2 separate regions of the Homo sapiens genome follow, and region 1 is linked to region 2. Evidence: chromatin loops called from intact Hi-C (ENCODE). Cell type or tissue: endothelial cell of umbilical vein. All regions are shown on one strand. Each heading gives the region's core, and the rest is flanking DNA. Links, peaks and the distances in the headings are about the cores only.

What was found. Peaks named below come from ENCODE experiments on the same cell type or tissue, not always from the same donor. Only the 100,000 strongest peaks of a DNase experiment are listed, where the experiment ranks them.
Region 1: it touches region 2 in a loop (5-fold over the local background); 1 of 110 quality-filtered maps calls a loop at or near these places.

Annotation. Positions count from the first base shown.
Region 1 is chr2:46,351,487-46,354,395 of GRCh38, forward strand. The region is part of intron 2 of EPAS1 (endothelial PAS domain protein 1); the gene reads left to right. Among named protein-coding and RNA genes, the nearest start is that of LINC01820, 41 kb to the right of the region's middle. RefSeq lists an enhancer at 324-618. In endothelial cell of umbilical vein, for the core only: a CTCF peak has its summit at 1,434 (motif pointing left); DNase peaks (open chromatin) are centred at 455 and 1,375; H3K27ac peaks cover 1,644 bases.
Region 2 is chr2:46,274,541-46,277,449 of GRCh38, forward strand. All of the region lies in intron 2 of LOC101926974 (a long non-coding RNA gene), which reads left to right. Among named protein-coding and RNA genes, the nearest start is that of EPAS1, 21 kb to the right of the region's middle. In endothelial cell of umbilical vein, for the core only: no CTCF peak of the experiment used is centred there; a DNase peak (open chromatin) is centred at 1,611; H3K27ac peaks cover 2,500 bases.

The DNA.
Region 1 (2,909 bases), core at 157-2,656, 77 kb after region 2:
TAAGGATCCAGTAAGCGATCCCAGAGTGATTTCCCTGTGGCTTGACTGGCACTGCTCTTGCAGTCTGCACATCCGGGAGGGCGGGGTTTGAGGGGCCAGGCTGTGGGTCAGGTGGAGGGGAGGAATCAGTTTAGGCAGAGCCTTAGAAGGAAGGCCCCTGTGGTGGTCACAAAGTGGTAACTGCCAAGCACATCTGAACCAGGAAGACCCCATCAGAATGGCTTTAAGAACAGTCAGAGCAGTCCTGGAACTTCTCGGAGTAGGAAACAAGAGGCAAAGCGACCTTGGTGGAATAAAAGTGCAGCCAGCATTCTGACCAGCAGCACCGTGGGGCAGCCTGGTCTCTGAGACCACTCAGGAGCCTCTGCTCTGCCACTCTGCCTGCTCTCTCCCAATGCACAGCCCCTGCTGCCCAGGAAGTCCCACCCCACATGGGCGGTGCTGCCTGAAGGAAATGAGCGTTGCTCCGGAAAAAGTGCTCCAAAACCTCAGCCCGCGCATATCCTGGCTGTGGGGAGTCATCAAAGCCTGTTTACCGGGGCTATTTTTAGCATTAAAGAATCTTGTTATGCTCCCCAGGACGGGCATGCACTTTCTCAGCAGAGCACCTCTGGTTTTAATGAGCCATCTCTCGTCTTTGGGGTCAGACCCTGAAGGGTCCTCGGAAGCAAGTAACTGAGATCTGGAGCCCAGGATGATTTACAGACCCACTTGGTGGCTTATTGAGCACCTACTCTGGGCTCCTCACTTTGTTCTGACCAAGAGTTGATGCTGGATTGTGGCATCACCTTACAGCAGTTTATCTGTCTTCCCCACCAGTCTGTCGATTCCGAGGGAAGGAACTGCCCTTACACCTTTCAGTATCCCTGATTCTCCTTAAGACAGGACTGAGCACACAGTAAGTGACACTTCTGGACAGATTACCTTGTGCCTAGCATAAAGCAGACATGAACACAGTAGAAACTTAATAATGGTGTAGGGAGCGCGTGCATTTTCCCATGTCCGTAACACTGAGTAGGATATTAATGGTACGTCAGGGAAGACACGATGTTCATAGGGGAAGAGGCAGAAGGGTCTTCAGCAGATTTGTGACATGAGCCTCCACGGTGAGGGGCTACCTCCTGGCTCCCCAGTTTTCACTCTCAGCTCCAAGCTGGGAGTGACCTGGCCAGGTTCCTTCAGAAGCTCCCAGGAGAACAAGCAGGTGCTGTGAGGGCAACTAGTTCCACAGAGGGAAGAGACCCTGTCCCGGCCCTGCCGTCACAGGGTCCCTGGGGCCAACCTGCTGGCTTCCTGGTCCTCCAGCCATTGTGACCGCAGTCCCAAGACATTCTGTTACCCTTCGTGGCCCTAGATTGCCCCTCTCCCTCCCGGAGGCCAGCTGACCCGATGCTGCTGTAGCCGATTTCGCCACCTCCTGGAAGCAAATGCACTGGGCATGGGTGGAAACCAGTTTGGCTGTGTTGGAACTGTTAAAAACAGGAAATTTTAAGCAGGACTATTTCCTCTGGGACTAGTTAACCCAAATAGGGTTGTCTTGGGATTACTTCAGATTTTGAAGTCAGCGTTACCACTGAGATCAAAGAAATTGAAGAGAAAATATCTTCTCGGTTGGCTAGAAACCACAGGGTTGGCCTCTGTGTATCTACAGAAGGTGGTCACCTATCTGGTGTGATTGAAGTGGCGCTGAAAACCTCTCCTCACTCATCTCCAAAATAAGTCACCACCTGCCAGCACAGGGTAATTAAGGTCACTCGTAGGATCTTTGAGTTGAGGCCATAGCTCTCAGCATGTGGTCCTATGAGTAGCAGGGTCAGCGTCACCTGGGAACTTTTTAGAAAAACAGATTCTCAGTTCTACTGAACCAGGAACCCAGCAGGGGCCCGTCCAGGGCCAGCTTCATGGGCGTGCAGCACAGGCAGTCTTAGAGGGCGCCACACTTAGAAAGTTCTCAGGCTTGGTTTAATTTTTCCAATGAGAGGTCTCACATTTTTATTTTGCACTGGGCCACGCAAATTATGTAGCAGTGCTGGTCTCAGAAATGTTTCTTTCAGCCTGGCCTATAGATGATTCTGATGCATACTCAAATTTGAAAGCACTGAGTTAAGTCATTTTCTCCCCTAAAGCCCCTGTTCAAATGAAGATTTTAGCTGGGAAAGCTAACATTCACAGTGGCATCGCCCACACCTGGGACATTGCATCATCGCTTCAGCGGGCTGATGAGCTGGCAGAGAACAGGTGTATCAGCAGAAACCCCAAGCAGGGATCAGGTGTGCGTATGTGTATGGTGTAAGGTCATTCCCATGACCTGTGGTTCTCCCCTCTCCAGGCTAGCCGCCTGAACCAGGGTGTGCAGAGGAAAGAATTTCCCTTGTTTCACCATTTTAGCAGAACAGAGGGAAAGCCACCGGGGCATTACTCTGTACAACCCAACTCTTGGCTCTGAAGCCTTGCCCATCCCCGGACAGGACCCACTGTGATCCTCTGCAAAAGGCATCTGTGACTCTGGCGTGTTCTCTGATCCTGTGTCCTGAAAGATAGCTGGTCCCCTTTGCCTTCACTGAAGCCTCTTGGTAGGAAGATCTTGTAATGTGGATTTGTTCTTCTTGAGGAATAACAGCAGGTAACCCAAAGCTTAAATTTAGAGGCTCCAGGAAAAAGATAAAAGAGAAACCCAGTTCCCTTGCAGAAAGGCCCTTGAACGACATTTCACAGCATTGATGTGTCCCTGGCCAAGTGGCCCATAAATTGAATTGCATTCTACATTCCTTAGAATAGTCTCCATTTGGAAGACTCCTTTTAGTTCAGTGAATGTTAATGTTTGCAACTGACATATTACTCTCATCCACTTGTTCTGTAAATCAAGTGAGGCATATTTTGATTGATGTTTGCACTGGATAAATACAAAT
Region 2 (2,909 bases), core at 131-2,630:
AGCTGGCTGCCTTGGGGACATTCAAAGAAAGACTGTATATGCATCAGCCAGGATGCATAGAGGGAGTGTTTATGTCTCCCATGAGGGCTGGTTTCCAAGACATTCCCACCTGTTATGGACTGTATTCCCCCAAAATGTATATGTTGAAGCCGTAACCCTCAATGTGATGGTGTTAAGGAGCAGGACCTTTGGGAGGTGATGAGGTTTCGATGAGGTCATGTGGGTGGAGTGTCCATGATGAGGTTAGTGCCCTTATAAAAAGAGGATGAGATACCAGAGCTTCCCAGCCTCCAGAACTGTGAGAAATAAATGTCTTTGACTTAAACCACCGAGTCTAGGGTATTTTGTTACAGCAGCAGGACTGGCTAGGATACCACCCACGAGTCCTTAATTTCATGGAGGTTAAAGAGATGGGGCTGAGTCTACACCAACCTTATGAGATGCCCTGAACATTATAAAAAAGAAAGAAAATTTGCTCCTTTGTCTCCTCTCAAAAGCAGGCAAAAATTCCTATGGTTTGTACTTTCATTGAATTCTGGATAAACAGCAATCTGACAAATCTTCATGTGTTTTCCTGGGATCTGGAAGGTGCTACTTAGCGATGGCCTGGGGGCAGAGGTATGCTGGGCTTCACTGTATCTTATGAGTCTATGAGCATTCTCAAAAGTCCTGCACTCGGAGATTGTAGTGACAGGTAGAGACCCAAATTACCAGGAGGTGACATTGGCTGAACCACTACTGCCAGAGACCACCTCTCAAGTTTTCTTCTTTTCTGTTCATCCAACTTCTCCACCATCTAATTCATGTGGCAACAATTGAGGTCTAGGTCAGAGGCAAAAAATAAAACATGCAGGAGGCCAAGGAAGAAAGGCAGACCCTTTATGTGGGAAGAGCAAGTGGCTCTCTGCATGGTAAGCCTTGAGAGACACTTATAAAGTGCCTTTGTCCCCACTCCCACCCCATCCATGCTCCCTGACCCCTCATTCTGCAAAGCTCTGCCCCACCACACTGCCATGGTGCCTTGGTCTACTGACTAGTTATACAGCAACACCAAGGCTGGATCCAGGGTATTCATTAATTCAGCAAAGCTCCAAGTAGTCATCACAGAAAAAAATATATGAATCTTGTTGTTCTTCCTTATGTTTCCTTTATTTTTCCTTGAAGTGTTTTAAAGTTACAGAAAAGTGAAAAGAACAATATAACCAGCATCCATATTTTCACCACCTAAAACAAGCCTTCTTTCTCCCATTTGCTTCTAATCACTTTATTTTGCAATAAATAAACATTTCAGATAGAGCTAAGTGTCCTTGTATTCTTGCCCCAATCCTACTCTTACATATCTGTTTGTGTCTCTTTCTTTTTATATAAATAAATATAATGTAATTATAAAATTATGAATAGGTACTGGGACACTGGGATATTTTCAGTGCTTGGGGCCCTGTTTAGAGGGACTTTGGGGTCCAGGAGAGACCTGTCACTCAGCAATGAGGTGACCCGCTCCCTGGGCTCGTGCCCAGCAGCCAGTAGGGCCTTGTGACCTCAAGCTCTCTCTCCTCCAGGCGGGAGAAGGCCAGGCAGGCTAGGGCTGCTTCCTAGAAAGCTCCGCCCAGGCTTCCCCTGGCTGGCTGGGGGGAGGCGTTTCCGGGACGCAAGACCCCGGCAGCCTGGCAGGGCCGCCCTGCGGAGGAAGCGCTTTATTCTCCGAGTGGCACGTTCGCCCCAGGCCGTGCCAAGTGCCCCGCTGGGCGGCAGGGAGTAAGGGGAACCCGCGCCACTCTGGGGGGCCCAACTAGGCCTTGGGGTTTGCAGGGAAGCCCGAGGGCACTCATTTGTTGGTGCCCTAATGATGGTAGCATTTCTTGCACACATGCATACGTCTTACAGCTCTGTGCTGGGCACTGGAATTACAAAGACGGTTTCTTCCTTCATTCATTTGTTCCACAGATAGTCATTGAGCCTCTACCTGTGCCAGGCACAGTTGTAGGTGTAGGGGAAACAGCTGGGGAACAAAATATATAAAGGTCTTTGCTCCCCTGGAGTCACATTCCAGCAGACACAATGAGTAATAGACATAAGAAGTGAGCATATTCTACTGTAGATGTTAAGTGCTATGGAAAGAAAAAAAGAAAGAGGACAGCAGGGTCGGGGAAATTAATAATAGAGGGGGGAGTGGGGAGAGAGTTGCCAAATTAGGTCTCTGGGGGAAGAGCATTCTAGGTAGAAGAAACAGAGCATGAAAAACCCTGATATGGGAGCCTGCCTGGTAGAATGTGATTTATGCAGAGATGGTTTCCTCCCTCAGACACTTGAGCCTCATCTGGACTCTCTAAGCTCCCCTAGAGGAAAAAATGTAAAATTTCCCTAAGGCAGGGCCCACAGTGAGTGGCCACATCTGAGCTCCAATGGCTACTATGATCTGCAGGATAAAATTTATACACCTTGGGACACCCACAGGTATCCTCATTATCTGGACCTCGTGTATCACTCCAGTTCCATTTCCCACCCGTTTCTACTTTCTCCCCTGAAGCTTGACCCGTGACTTCTGGTTCTCTAGGTGCACCATGATGCTTTATTTAGGCCTTGGCTCAGAGCATCTCCTGGAATGTAATAAATGTACTTTGCTCCTACCTGCATTTACCCGAGAAGCCCTTACTCTCCCTTTAAGACTCTGTTCAACATCACCCTCTGTGAAGACTTTTTTCATTTCCCTCTGAACATTCCAGCCCCATCCTCTGCTTGTTTGACACCTGGCACAGACCTCAACCGGCAAGTGTCTGGCTACATTGCAGCTATGCATTGACTTGTCTGTGGTCCCACTGGATGTAGTGGTTCTATCTCCCTCACCTCTGTGTCCTCAGCATCCAGCACCTGCCTCGTGCAAAGTAAGTCCTCAAGAAAGACATGCCAGG